Linked DNA regions of Homo sapiens: region 2 is linked to region 1. Evidence: chromatin loops called from intact Hi-C (ENCODE). Cell type or tissue: dorsolateral prefrontal cortex. All regions are shown on one strand.

What was found. Hi-C counts contacts between places; a loop is a spot of excess contacts. Peaks named below come from ENCODE experiments on the same cell type or tissue, not always from the same donor. Only the 100,000 strongest peaks of a DNase experiment are listed, where the experiment ranks them.
Region 2: a loop joins it to region 1, with 7 times the contacts of the local background. A loop is called at or near these places in 10 of 110 quality-filtered maps.

Annotation. Positions count from the first base shown.
Region 1 is chr9:85,606,074-85,614,073 of GRCh38, forward strand. The region is part of intron 17 of AGTPBP1 (ATP/GTP binding carboxypeptidase 1); the gene reads right to left. Among named protein-coding and RNA genes, the nearest start is that of AGTPBP1, 130 kb to the right of the region's middle. In dorsolateral prefrontal cortex, CTCF peaks have their summits at 4,195 (motif pointing left) and 4,400; a DNase peak (open chromatin) is centred at 4,209; H3K4me3 peaks cover 482 bases; H3K27ac peaks cover 5,031 bases.
Region 2 is chr9:85,258,290-85,266,289 of GRCh38, forward strand. No RefSeq gene overlaps it. Among named protein-coding and RNA genes, the nearest start is that of AGTPBP1, 480 kb to the right of the region's middle. RefSeq lists enhancers at 1-513, 1-525. In dorsolateral prefrontal cortex, a CTCF peak has its summit at 672 (motif pointing left); a DNase peak (open chromatin) is centred at 672; H3K4me3 peaks cover 437 bases.

The DNA of each region.
Region 1 (8,000 bases):
CTCTCCAATAAAAGGAAACAATCAACAGGGTGAAGAAACAACCTGTCGAATGGGAGAAAATATTTACAATCTATTTATCTGACAAGGGATTAGTATCCAAAATATACAAGGAACTCAAACAACTCAATAGTAAAAAATAATCATAATAATCTCATTAAAAAGTAGGCAAAGGACATAGATATTTCTCAAAAAGAAGATATACAAATGGCCAACAGGCATATGAAAAAATGTTCAACATCACTAATCATCAGGGAAATGCAAATCAAACTACAATGAGATACCATCTTACCCCAGTTAAAATGGCAATTATTAAAAAGAGAAAAAAAAAAAAAGATGTTAGTGAGGATGTGGAGAAAAGAGAACTCTTACATACTGTTGGTGGGAACGTAAATTAGTGTAGTCACTATGGAAAACAGTACAGAAATTTCTCAAAAAACTAAAAATAAAACAACATAAGATCCAGCAATCCCACTACTGGGTATTTATCCGAAGTAAAGGAAATCAGTATACTGAAAGGATACCTACACCCACCCCATGTTTATTGTAGCACTATTCACAATAGCAAAGATATGAATCAACCTCAGCATCCATCAATGGATGAATGAATATAGAAAATGATATATATACACAATGAAATACAATGTGGCCATAAAAAATGAAATCATGTCCTTTGCAGCAACATGGATGGAATTGGAAGTCTTTATGTCAAGTGAAATAAACCAGGCATAGAAAGACAAATATTGCATGTTCTCACTCATATGTGGTAGGTAAAAAAGTTGATCTCATGGAAGTAGAAATTAAAATAATAGATACAAAAGCTGAGAAGGGTGTGTGGGAGGGATAAGGGGGGTGAAGAGAGGTTGGTTAATGAGTGTAAATATATAGTTCAAGAAAAGAAATGTTTTAATGTTCTATAGCAGAGTTGGGTGACTATCAGTAACAATATATTGTATATTTCAAAATGGCTAGATGAGAGGACTTAAAATATTCCTAACATACAGAAATGATAAATCATCAAGGTGATGGATATCCTAAATACCCTGACTTGATTGTGACACATTCTATACATGTAACAAAATATCACATATACCCCATAAATATGTGCAAATATTATGTATCAATTTTTAAAAGTTAACTATATAAAGTAGTGAAAGGTTCAAGTTAAGGTCAAATAGCACTTTAGATTTGTCTCATGTGTTCTAATGTTATAAAAAACAATTATTATTACATTACATTTAAAACAATGTATTCTCATATCACATTTAAAACAATCATATTAAATGCTGGTCACAGTGAAGTTAGCTATATTTGGATATTCTGACTGTAACAAAAACCATTTGGACAAAGTAAGTTGCCCCAGCAAGAATCAATCAAATGAGGTAAACTCAGACTCAATAAACCAGTCTATTCAACCTGATATAGTATGGAAAGCCTATATCTGAGCAAGATTTATTCATTAGTGAAAGGATAAACCTTCATGTATGTAAAACAAGTGTGCTTAAAACTGTAAATTTTTTGCCTCAAATATAGATAATCAAAATATTAAATTGCCAGAGTGCCAATGGCACTAGCCCCTAATAATATCCAAGTAAAGGCCAAAGTTTTATTGAGAACATGGTTAATATTATGTGCAAATACAAAGAAAGATGAGGTGTTTTAGGTCATAATCATTAATGTACTATAAATCACAGATTTGTAAAATGTTGGAGTTGATGTTAACACCCTCATTTAACAGATGAGGAGAACAAGAAAAGTTTAAAGTGGAGCTCTAATAAACCTGAAGGCATCTATCGTAAGCTGCATGTTATTTACACCCAATGACTCTACGTAGAAAAAAATACATGCTTCTAACACGTCTAGTATTACAGCTGCGATTTCAGATTCAGATTCAGGTGGCTGCCATTATCCTCCAGTCTCAGAATTTGATTTTTCATCCCAACCAAAGAAGAAATAAATAAATTCAATAAGTAGCACATATAAAACCACACATGACCCAGGCCTTCAGCATTACTAGAAGACAGAATATAACAAACTTTAAATTGTTTATAAATAGTAAAATGAGCAAAGATATAGAGGATGGAACAACAGAATTGGGGTTGAAATCTTTAAAGTAGATTTTAGAATAAAAAATATTTAATGAGAAAAAGGAGGAATTTTATAATGACAAAGTCACAATTCATAATGAAAATATAATAATACTTAATATCAATGCATCTGATAAGATCAACCTCCTACATAAGGCAGAAACTACAGAAGATATAAGCAGAAATCGACAGGGACATACTATTGATATAGTCTTCAAAACACCACTCTCAGAATAAGATAGAACAATTGAACAAGAAAACAAAATATAGAGAACCAAATGACATAATCAATGTGGCAATTTTTACATCTAAATGTCAAATGTCTCATCCTGATACAGATGAAAAATATATCTTCTTATGTGAAGAAGATATATTCTTTATTATCTTCTTCTCAACAGCACATGATACATTCATAAAAATTGATAATATATATGACAATATATTATCAGCAAATTTTAAGCAAAGATATCTTCTTTGCTTGGAATTTGATGATAATATATTAAGATATAATATAAGATGATATAAGTAATATATCTTCTCAATAGCACAATACATTCACAAAAACTGATAATATATTACATCACAGGGAAAACAACACCAAATTTCACAAAACAGAAATATTACAAACTCTGGTCACAGTGTACTAAAACTAGAAATTACAAACAAAATGAAAAAAACAAACAGGGAGGGAACCCACGCAGGAGGATGGAAGGAAGAATAATTTGGGATATCAGACCCTCAATAGGGTGGAGGAAGGCATCTGTCCAAATAGACAACAGGGAGATTATTACATAAACTGGAATTGATCAAACAAGTTAATATATTACGGACAGTGGGGCCCAAAATTATCTCTGTTGGAGAAGAAAGTTGTAAATATGGAAAGAAAACAAGAATAAAGCCTGTGTTATTTGCTCGAAAGTTAAGGTATAAGTATAATCTCATGGAGTGTATGTGTGTTTGTGTGATTATATACACACATACATAAATATGTACCTACAAATATGGAAACCACTACAAATGTGAATTACTGTGTAAATATTATGTATGTATTAAATATACTCCCTAATTGTTCATTGAGATAGTTTGTAAACAGTAATAACCCAATAGCAATGTGTATACCAAGTGTACAGATCTTTTTTTTTTTTTTTTTGAGATGGAGTTTCGCTCTTGTTGCCCAGGCTGGAGTGCAATGGCATGATCTTGGCTCACTGCAACCTCCACCTCCCAGGTTCAAGCGATTCTCCTGCCTCAGCCTCCCAGGTAGCTGGGATTACATGCAGGTGCCAGGCTCATTTTTGTATTTTTAGTAGAGACGGGGTTTCACCATGTTGACCAGGCTAGTCTCAAACTCCTGACCTGGTGATCCGCCTGCCTTGGCCTCCCAAAGTGCTGGGATTACAGACGTGAGCCACCGCGCCCGGCCAGATCTTGGTTTTTAAACATCATTCACTACTAAAGTAAAATGGCACTCTTTGAAGAAATGGCAGATTTCATTCAGGGGTAGAGAAAAGCAAGATGGGCCTTGTGCCAAAAAGCAAGGGCACCCATAAGGAATGACAGGGATATCTCAAAAGGGCACACACACCAGCATTAATGGTATCCCACTGGCCAAATCCTGGACAATTTGAATATCAAAATAAATAATGATAGCAACAAATTATAACTCATTGAGTCAAATAGGAAACCCAGTCTATACTGATAATACATTAAAAGCTTGAGAAGGAACAAGATATTTAGATAGTCTCAAAGTACCTCAATGTATAACACTAATTACAAAGAGAAGAAGGAAATGTAGGAAAGCCACACACCTAAATAATATTAAACTGTAAAGAGCACCCCAAAAGGCAAAAATGTATGAGGAACATTTGTCAGGGGGACTAATCCATTCTAGGGAGGCAGAGGAGACTTGAATTAACTAACGTGGGCAAAGCGGTGAGAATGCTACAGACTAGACTCCAAAATTGTACTTTATTGCCTGGTTCCAAACATGTTCAATTTATGTAAGAAGGCAGTTGAAAATCCTCAGAAATCTGAGAGAAACAAAGATGGAGAGAAAGTGAAAGAGAAGCTTGGTACTGAAGCTCCAAGTCACTAAAATGCAAGACTGCCATCTGGTGGTAATTTCAGCAAATCCCTTCCAAGTAATGGGGGGGTAAGAGGGGGTGATGGATTGAAACAGACACAGCACTATTTAGTGACACACATTCTCAAATTCAGTATTTCAAAGGCAGTATTCTCTTTACAATTGAAAATACAGTGTGAAACATAAATATTTTTAAACTGCTTAATTTTAAGATCATTCACTTGTGAAAACCACTAAGTATTCAATAGAATCACTTTTAAAAAGCTCAAAGAAAAGGACAACTTGAAAGAGAAGCAACTGCCAGCCTGTTCCTTTTTGGGGACACTGCCAAAGAACAAGACCTCTATTGGGCACATTTTCTAGAATCCAACACTTAAATAGTACCCCAACCGGCACGCCCCAATCAAAAAAAAAATTACAGACAATAAGCTACTCTCCTAACTGATACTACTTCCTCATTTCAATCATGTCTGACAATTAAATAAATACCTCCAGATGAAGAAGTTTCCACTGCACATACTTTCTTTGGTCATCAGCCCCCACCCTTAAAATGAATTATTGCTAGTTATAATTGCTTACAATGTTAAATTCTAGTTTACCAAAATATTGGTCCCTTTCTTTTAATTCTGTTAATGTTAAGACAAACCAAGATTTGCTTTATGTTGTACTGACCTAACAAATCTAAAGATAAGTTTAATAAAATATTACATCTACCTAAACAGCTCCCATAGCTTCTACTAACTTCCTAGTTAAATACTTACAAATACATGGAAATAAGAAGAAAACTCACAATAGACAACTTATCATCAGAATCTGGAAGGAATCTCTATTAAACTTAAGGCAGATGGAGCAAGACTGAAAAATCCAATGCAGAATATGCCTCGTGATCTGTATCTTGTGGTTTAGGGGCTTTTCTTTTTTTTTTTTTTTTTTTGCATTTTACATTTTGGATTCCACAGCTAAAATAAGTGTCACACTAAATAAAAAATAAAGAAAACAATAAAGAAGTACAAAAATAGAAAGCATAAAAACCCAAACACATCAATTGTAAGAATTTTAAACAGGTTAAACTCCTCTATTAAAAGACAAATGATCAAACAACAAAATCCAACCTCTTATTTATGAAAAAAAAAGCAAACATACATCAAGCAAATTCAAACCAATATAAAAACAGAATTCAAGGCAAAAGATGCTGAATGAGATAAATGTGATAATTTTATACTATTAAAGAGATATGCAAAAGGAAAATGGAAAACTTACAAAATTCTGTGTGCCAAGTAACATTGTATTAAAATAGAAAAAAAAAGTTTTTAAATGAAGGCTTGACAGAAACACAACATAATTGAAAGACTATTAAGTATTTTTAAGTCTTAGGTAGATAGAGAAGACAAAAAATAAACAAGGATATAGAAAGTTGAATAGATGTATAATATTAAATATGAAACAATATATTTTTGGGGGACAGAGTCTCACTATGTCACCCAGGCTGGAGTGCAATAGCACAGTCTCAGCTCACTGCAACCTCCACCTCCCGAGTTCAAGCTATTCCCCTGCCTCAGCCTCCTGAGCAGCTGGGATTACAGGTGTGTGCCACCAAGCCTGGTTAATTTTTTGTATTTTTAGTAGAGATGGGGTTTCACCATGTTGGTCAGGCTGGTCTCGAACTCCTGACCTTGTGATCTACCCACCTCAGCCTCCCAAAGTGCTGGGATTACAGGCATAAGCCACCATGCCCAGCCAAATATGAAATAATAAGAAATCTCTCTCTATATATATTGGTCTCTACCCCCCAGTTCCTGGCTCAGAGCTCCTAAAACCCTTGTCATTTCCCAAGCAATGGAGGTGCCAGAAACATCTTTTGTTCTAATATTTGGTCTTTGACCCCACTCCCTGACAAAGAGCTTCTAAATCTCTTAGAACTTCCTGGTGATAGAAACAACTTCTATTCTAATGAGGCAGCTCTTGGTGTACTCTTTGATGGGGATTGGTCACCAAAAAGACCAAGTCATGATAAGAAGCTTGGAACTTTCAGCCCCAAACTCCATCCTCAAGGGAAAGGAAAGGAGATGTAAACTGAGTTAATAATCATATCGATGTGATGAAGCCTCCATAAAAATCTCCAAAACACGGGATTCAGAGAGCTTCCAAGTGATGAATGCATCCACATGCCAGAAGGGTGGGGCACTCCAACTCCATGGGGAAAAAAGCTCCTGTACCCAGGACCCTTCTGGACCTACCTGTTCATCGGGCTGTTCATCTGAATCCTTAAATCTATCCTTTATAATGAACTGTGAATCGTAATTCAGTGTTTCCCTGAGTCCTGTGAGCTGCCATAGCAAATTATCAAAGTGAGGAGGGTTATGGGACCCCCTGTTTGTAACCAAGTCAGAGAGAAGTATGGTAACCTGGGGACCCACTACTTTTGACTGGCATCTGTAGTGAGGGGCAGTCGTGGGAGACTGAGTCCTTAATCCTTGAGGTCTGCACTAACTCCAGGTAGTTTGTATCATAACTGAATTGTAGGAAGGACACCCAGTTGGTGTCTGGAGAGTAGAAGAACTGGAATGTGTGGAGAAAATAATCCCCACACATTTGGGCACAGAAGTGTGGGAAGTGGTGTGAGTAGTAGGAAGAAAAACAGGTTTTTTTTTTTTCTCCTCACTAAACAATGTATGTTACATTATGTTGCCTAAAAAGAATGAATATTATTTTCCAAGTGCCCATGAGCACAAAACTGACCAGATATTAAGCCACAAAAAATTACTGCAAATCATAAATTCCACATCAGTGAACAAAATGGATTAAAATTTGAAAGAATGAGAAAAGTCTTCACAAAAATAATACAACCAACTAAAATGTAAACTCTTGCCTAAATAATTCTAATCTAAAGGATACCACATTACATACAAGTAATATAAAAAATAACAAGGAGATCTTAATATTAAAATTTGAAAGGGAAATACAGAAGTTGTAATCAAGAGAAAATTTGAAACTTAAATACTTTGATCAACAGACAAAAATAAATTTAGGTAAACATACCAGAAGTTAGAAAAAGAAAAAAAAATCAGCCTGCAGAGAGGTAAAGAGAGAAATTAATAAGTATAAAAAATTCCAATAGAAATAATGAATAAACCAGCTTTTTAAAATTATAAAACAACAAAATAAGTTTTAAGTACCAAAAAATTGGAAAAAACTAATCCAGAGAATAAGCAAATATACATATTGCAGATAGCACACAAATTTCTGCTACTGAATTTTTAAAATCTAAATGTCACTGACATAAAAATATATAATACAAATTATCAAGACTCCCTCAACAAAAAATAAAAAACTAGTCTAGACTGAGTTATAGAAAACTCTGAAAAAGTCCAAAAGCACCCCCTCTCACCCAATTAAAGGGTACAGAATCAGACAGTTTTAGAGGCACATTTTTTGCAAATTTCATTAAAACATATGTTATTTAAACTGCTCCAGAACATAGGGTGCAAAAATAAAAGCCTTTACATTTAAGTGTTCAAAGTAAGATCAGCCTCCTTCCAAAACTAGACAAAGATAGTTCTCGAAAAAGAAACTGACTTGTCTAACTTATGATGTAAAACCTTTAAACAAAATTTTAACAAATCAAAAATAGCTGTATCATAAAAGATCAATTCACACAGCCAAGCTGACCTATTCCTAAAATCCAAGGGTGGCTTAATAACATGAATATTATTAACATAATATAACACATCCAAAGGTTATAGACTATATGGTCACATTACATTCATTGATAAATGCAAAAAAATTCTTAAATCTGATTTTTTAAAAAAAGAAATTCTTTATTTTTATTTTTA
Region 2 (8,000 bases), 350 kb before region 1:
GAGGAATCTGCTGGCCTGTGGTTTGCGAAGACCTTGGGAAAAGCATAGTATCTGTGCCAGAATGCACCGTTCCTCATGCCACAGTCCGCTATGGCTTCCCTTGAGTATTGGAGGGAGTTCCCTGACCCTTTGCACTTCCTGGGCGAGGCAATGCCCCACCCTGCTTCTGTTTGCCATGTGTGGGCTGCACCCACTGTCTAAGCAGTCCCAATGAGATGAGCTGGGTACCTCAGTTGAAAATGCAGAAATCACTCACGTTCTGTGATGATCTTGCTGGGAACTGCAGACCAGAGCTGTTATTCTGCCATCTTGCCAGCCGCCGAGAGTCCCTTTTCCTTCCTTTGGAGGGCTTCTGCAGGAGCGGGGGGTGGGGCAGTGGGGTCCTGGTGCCTCTTTCAAGTATAATACTGAATTACAGACTTGTTGCACTAATTGTATAAATACCCATTACACCTGGCACTTGCTCTTCCACATATGGGCAGTAGGTTTATCAGTTGGCAGCCAGAGTCTGAAGACCACAGATATACTAAGCTGGGCAAAAGGACAGAGCCCCTGAGTTTCCCTCTATATAATTTCCAATGCACATAGCCACAGCTGTGGTACAAGTGGCCAAGCACTCCTGATCTATCTTCAGACAGACTCTGGCAAGGGCAAGCTAGAGCACCAGTGCCCTCTCATGGACAAGCCATGAAGCATCTTCAAGGGAACGTGCGTACCCCAGCTGGCTCTATGACGAAGCTGGAAACGCACAACACCTCTCAGCCACTGCCATCCTCCAGGGATGGGGAAGATCGTGGTGTGCTGTCGGAAGAAGCTGACTCTGCCCACCCTCTCCATTGCCACCCATGCCCCAAAAGAATCTGCCCCTGCCGGTGTCTCACTTCTGGAACCATCATCTTTAAGGATCGATTCTTAAACTTCCATCTCAACCAAACATACATCTTAGGACAATTCACTTTCAGAAGTTATGAGTCATCTACCAGTTACTAAGCATGATTACGTAGTTCTTCCTTAATAGAAAACTTTGACCCCAGGACTTCAGGGACATTGATCTACTCAGAATACCGAGATGTTTCAAGAAGTGAGAACCTGCCTCAAAGACAATCTTGCCTTACTAGACTCATCTATATTTTTCTCATCAACGCTCCCAATGACTGAAAAATGCATGCATTATTATTATCCTGATACATTTTACAGATGAGGAAATCAAGTCTGACACCACAGAACTTGGCATACGGCTGAAGTTCAACGCATTAGTCCCTTCTTTACTCTGCTAGTTCACACGGTGCAGCCGCTGTTCTAAGAGGAAATCTGCAAAAATGTGGTCACTGTCTTTTAATGCCTACTGATATGGAAATGCATGATGGGAAAAGTAGAAAGGAAAATATAACCAAATACTACCATTTCCTGAGTTTAATACGATTCTTATGCCATTTCTTTTTAATTTGACAATTTAAGAAAATAATCACAGATTTCTAAACAAAAGACATCTACACCAAGAATCGTCATATTTTTCTGTAAGTGAAAGTTTACAAAGTTTTTTCTTTCTTTCTTTCTTTCTTTCTTTCTTTCTTTCTTTCCTTTCTTTTTTTTTTTTTTTTTTGAGACAGGGTTTTTCTCTGTCACTCCCAGCTGGTGTGCAGTGATACAATCATGGCTCACTGCAGCCTAGATTTCCTGGGCTCAATGCAATCCTCCCACCTCAGCCACCAGACTAGCTAGGACCACAGGCATACACCACCGTGCCTGGCTAATTTTTACATATATATATATATATTTTTTAAAGATAGGGTTTCACCATGTTGCCCAGGCTAGCCTCGAACTCCAGAGCTCAAGTGATCCACCCACCTCAGCTTCTTAAAGTGCTGGGGTTAACAGGTGTGAGCCACTATGCCTGTCTGAGACTTTTCTTATAAGCACGTTTGCTAACAACATTGCTCACTTTTATCAAAATTTAGGTTACTTCCTAACCTCATTGTGAAACAGACATCCATCTCATTAATCCAGCAGCTCATGCCTTGCATACAATCTTTAAAAATGGGGCTAAGGGAATCCAGCAACTCCATATAAAATCAAGAATCTGAGGTTGCTGGAATGTCAAAGGCCATGTCACACTTACCACTTGTTATTATTATCCTCAATATTGCTGCAGGCTGTGATGATATATGTTGGCAGGAGGAGACCTTTAATGGATTTATGTAGGACCAGGAATGTTTAACATCAGGATAAGATAAGAGAGGCCACTGGAGATTTTCTCCGCATATGGCTTGGAAGGTGTGCTTTTTCTCCTTGAAGAGTGAGAGCATGAGAATTCAGCTATTTATTCCCATAAACATACTGGCTGTTTGGCAGGGGGAGTTTGCTTGGAAATGTCCCAATAGCAGCAGAAGCCAATTTAGGATTGAAAAGCATAGTAGGAAATCTACCTTATGGATAATTTATAGGATGAAATCTGAGAGACGCATCTTTTCTTTAAGGGTCTTATTTTGAAGGGCAACATTTTCCTTCAGAAAAATCCTGCAGGACCCCTGACAATGTTGTTAAGGAGGTAAATAACCAGGAACCAGACAGGTCAAGTAAGTTCCTCAAGGTAAACCCAGTTAATAAGTGCCAGAGTTCGCACTTCAATTCAGGTTTCTCATCCCAGTCCTACTGCTTTTTTCACTACTGCATGCTACATACCCAGGTAAACCAGCTAGACTACGGCCAAGTCTCATGGACATAGCCAATTACTATCTGCTGATTACAATTATTTTGTGTGATTTTCTATGGGTTATTTTAATCTGTAGGCAGCAGCAAAACTCTTTTCTCCTACCAGCCATGTAGCTGAGCTATAATGTCCGTTTAACTATATTCCATAATTGTCATTGTTTTGTGGCCAGTATAGAGAAGTGGCCATCACCACATGATCTTTGCCCATATATCCCAGTTAAAAGTCAAGTCAATCTCAATGGGCACAAAAACAAGTTGCCAGTCAGCCATGATTGGCACCAACATTTGACAAATGAGTAAGGTACTTGTTGATTCTTCCATTAAAAAAAAAGGGGGTTTCATAGGCCCTAACTCTCACTCCCAAAAAAATCAGAGCTTCTTTAAAAGATTTAACACGAGAACTCAAACCTCCAGCGCAGTTTATCTCCCTTATCACAGTAAACTTACCATCACTATGTTCATCACATTACAGTGAACTGGTTTGCTTCACTTTTTGAGAGAAAATGTACCTGGAGACTTTAAGCTGGTGACAGAGATGACCTACTTCTCCACTTCTCTGGGCATTAGCAATACATTCTGGAAAAACAGATAAAGTTTACGTCCTCAGGAATTTACACCACCTCAATTTTCATTTAGGCCCCTAAATTGTAGACTGTAAAGAGTACCCTTGTCAGTTCTACTAAGGTTTTGGGTTTAAAAAAATAAAAATCCAAGTCCAGATTTCTATTACAAGTAGAAATTCAATTTCTAATCTACAGTGCAAAAAGCTTTCAGTTTATAGACTTTGTTAAGAGATTAACAGGTTAATGGGAGGCCGAGGCAGGCAGATCACAAGGTCAGGAGATCAAGACCATCCTGGTTAACACGGTGAAACCCCGTCTCTATTAAAAATACAAAACCAAAATGAGCTGGGTGTGGTGGCGGGCGCCTGTAGTCCCAGCTACTAGGGAGGCTGAGGTAGGAGAATGGCATGAACCCGGGAGGCAGAGCTTGCAGTGAGCCGAGATCGCACCACTGCACTCCAGCCTGGGTGACAGGGCAAAACTTCGTCTCAAAAAAAAAAAAAAAAAGAGAGATTAACAGGTTAACGATGGTATAGCAAAACTGTATGAAATATAAAGCTTTTCAGTGCAAAATTGGACCTGTATCCCTCTATTGAGTAGCCATGCCTCTCTCCCCTTTTCTTTTTCGGAATGCCCACCTCTTTCCCATTTCTCTTCAGGGTTAATAAGTAAAAGAAAGAACAGGTAAATAATATCTGTCAAGAGCTCTGAATTATAATTCCAGAGAAGATGGTTGTGGGAAAGCAGGACCTCAAGGATCTGTTTATCACCATCCAGTAGGACCGTGGTTAATGGAGACTTGGCTTTGGCATTTCCTCTTATTTCAAAAGAGAGAAATAAGGAAGTATGTATCCAAACATGCATTTGCTATCTCAACAAAAAGCTATTTATCTCCCCCACAGCTTCCTGCCAAGCCCCAGAAGGTTTCAGGGTCAATGATTACCATCTCTTCATTCAGACATTTTGACATTTGTGAATATGTTGACCTTGAAGACTGGACTGAGTCAGTCCTAACAGATGTTAATTTGATTACTCAGTTCTGACCTCTCCTGAGGTCTGGCTTTTGTCTTCATCACTATATTAAGATGGTGATAACCTCCCTGAAGTCATAAAAATGTTCTGATAAGACTTATCGATTTCAGGTTTGAAATTGTACAGATAACCAAAATGTATTTGGGTAAACTTTTAACCTACTCACTAAGACATATGTCCACCGAGACAGAAACAAGCGTTCATGCTTTTTGTCTCATAAAATACCTCTCTCTCATTTGTTTTTACATTAATAATTATTGCTTGAAAAGTAATACAGCCTACTCTGTCCGCTTTGCATTTATTTTTGCCAGCTTCTGGCAAGAATCAGGACCATTATAATCAGGAAATTAATGAAACTTCTCTCAGAAAATTTTGGACCAAAAAATTTGGAAGACAGCAATCAGATATTAAAAATAGTGATACTCATTGGCTACCTTTAAATAAGTCCTGCATATTTCAGCCCAGTGTTAGAAATGATGACTATCTCTTTCTTGGTATAGCTAAAGATACAGAAGCCCTGGGGAATAAAACCATTTTTTACTCTTATGCCATAGTGGGAAGAGCATGACTTGGAAGCGAGGCATAACTGAGCTCAAATCTTCACTCCACAACTTAACCAGCTAGGTGTTCTTAGGCAAATGACTAGACAGCCAAGTATGAATTTCCTCATAGGTGAGACAGGGATAACACTTACTTTGGATATTAGGACTCAAAGGAAACACTTCTTTCAAACATATATATCCCAAAGGGACACTGAAAACCCAGATTCTTAATTCCCAAGCTTTCTTGGTAACTATGCCTTTAAATTCTAATTAATGAGCTACGTATTCATGACATATTTTCTGTTTTTTACTTCACCTGAGGTAGAGATAATGGCCAAATGTGCTTTCAGTATGACAGAAACAGGAGCTTAAGATAGGAAAAAAGTATTAAGTAATCACTAAACTACCAGAATACCCTCAGAATGGGTAAAGTACATGTCATGAAAACTTGAAACGAAAGAGTTCAAGTCAGGGATTTCATTGAAGTAGTGAGGAACAAGATTTGACTATGATCAAGCAGGGAAGGTGGGAGCAAGATCTAGAAGGTTCTAGAAGTCACTGCCTGTTCTTATCTAAACAATCCTTGGTCTGGCTTTATCTCTGCCAGCCCCTGCATTATTCTCCACAATGGAGCTAGGGATTTATTGTAGGAAAAAATACCCCCCCCGAAAAAAGTCAGGATCACATTCAGAGGTGGCTGAGTGGACCTTCACCTCTACCTTCCCATCTGCTGATGCCTGAAATTCTTTTAACTAGAATGGAACACCTTTCATCCCATAATTATAGCTAAAAGGCTTAAACTTCACAAGGCTGTTTCAGACAGGGTGCTGATGAATTTGAGTTCCAGTCAAAATATAATCAGTCAACATCAGTCAACAAATGTCAATGGTTGGTTATCAGATCTCTCTCTCTGTTTTGATAGAAGAAAGAGGTGAAGAGGGCAAGGTCCCAGACACCTGAAAGGAGAGAAAGGGTCACTACCAGAGGGAAAATTTGTAGAAAAAAAGTTAGTTTATATCACAGGTTCACCTCAGGTAGGTCCTGTTTGCAGCTGAGAGGGTGCAACAGAAGCTGCCTAAACTCAGAGATTTGCTTGGGAAAGTTTTGAGGTTTTTTTAATCTTTTGTTTTCTTTTAGTTTTTGTTTAATCAGCCCTCTGTAAATACCATAAATCTGTTAGCAATAATTTATAAGCTGCTTTTCCTTTGGTGTTGTTTATTTTTCATGGGGACGGTTGGCTTCTTACTGAAAAAAAAAAGAGCTTCTGATAAATTGATAACTTGGGTGCTGAAAGGAAGAGTCCAACCTGCAACAGATGCCACAACTCCCACTTTAATATATTTCTTCCAGGGTGACCCAGGCCCATCAGCCAGTCCATCAGACAGACAGTCAGTCAGCCAGTGAGACATTTGGTCAGCCAGTCAGTCAGTCAGACAGTCAATAAGATAGTCAGTCAGTCAGTCAGCCAGCCAGATAGTCACTGGTCAGTCAGTCAGTCACCCAGTTAGCCAGTCAGTCAGCCGGTCCATCAGTCAGTCAGTTTGTCAGTCAGATAGTCAGAAAGTCAGTCAGTCAGTCACTCAGTCAGTCAGTCAGCCAGCCAGTCAGATAGTCAGTCAGTCATACAGATAGTCAGCCAGTCAGATAGTCAGTCAGTCAGTCAGTCAGTCAGCCAGCCAGTCAGTCACTCAAATAGTTAGTCAGTCAGCTGGATAGTCAGTTAGTCAGTCAGTCAGCCAGTCAGTCAGTCACTCAGATAGTAAGCCAGTCAGATAGTCAGCCAGTCAGTCAATCATTCAAATAGTCAGTTAGTCAGTCAGCCAGCCAGTCAGCTAGTCAGTCAGATCATCAGTCAGTCAGTCAGCCAGTCACTAAGAAAGTCAGCCAGTCAGTCAGCCAGTCAGTAAGACAGTCAGTCAGTCAGTCAGTCAGCCAGTCAGAGAGTCAATCAGCCAGTCAGTAAGATAGTCAGTCAGTCAGAGAGTCAGTCAGTCAGCCAGTCAGCCAGTCAGCCAGTCAGTCAGAGAGTCAGTCAGTCAGCCAGTCAGTCAGCCAGCCAGCCAGTCAGTCATATATAGTCAGTCAGTAAGATAGTCAGTCAGCCAGTCAGCCAGTCAGTCAGATAGTCAGTCAGTCAGTCAGTTGAACATTTAAGATTATGCTTATATTGTATATCAAGATGTACTATAGTTTAAATGTTTTCCCCTTCCCAGCCTCCAGAACTGTGAGAAATTAACTTCTGTGTTCATAAGCCAGCCAGTTTATGGTGTTTTGTTATAGCAGCCAGAGCAGACTAAGACAGGGTATTTTGTTTGTTTTGTTTTGTTTTTCAGAGGAGTTAATTGGTCTGAAAAAGTAAAAGGACTTATAAAGTGAGGTCATCCAACATAGCCTTTTCTCAGCTGAATTTTCACCTAGAATGGCTGCAAAACAAGTTTGAGGACTGTGTACAGTAAGCACAAATAATACAATTGGGATTAGTTAAAATGATAAAACCGTTCTCTTTTCTTTCTTCAAATTATATGGCATACATATGACAGCATATGTGATGACTCAATTTGAGACTCCGTGTCCAACAAAAGGCTTCACAAATTAATATCATCAATTTAAATTATTCACACATGCACAGTGATCTATGTACATGGTTATTCATTACAGCATTACTTATAATAGTATAAGATTAGAAACAATCTAAATGTCCCTGTTTCAAATTATCCTAAGGCAATTTGGCTCTTCAGGAAATATTAGTTTCTTTTGATAACTGTTGATAGTCTCTGGCTATTAGGGGGCTTACATGTCCTCTACCTTAGAATTTCGCTTTCAAGTGCTATGTTGCAACTCCAGACCAAATTCCAGGTGCTGTGAAAGCAACTATCAGACCAAATTTTGCCAAGTATACAAACATTTACTAGTAAGCAAGTCAAAATGCAGGCATATGATATGTTCTATAGCTGGTGATGTTCATTTTCTGCTCTAGGTACTTCGAACAACAGAAGCCAAGATATTCACAGAGAAGTCCTGGCCAGCATACTGATTAGGTTAGGCAACAAGGTGCTCTGTGAGATGAAGGACACAGAATTAGTGAGCCACCTCTATATTTTGAGTTACACCATTGGCAATGGATGGCTTGCTCAAGGGATTTCTTTACTCT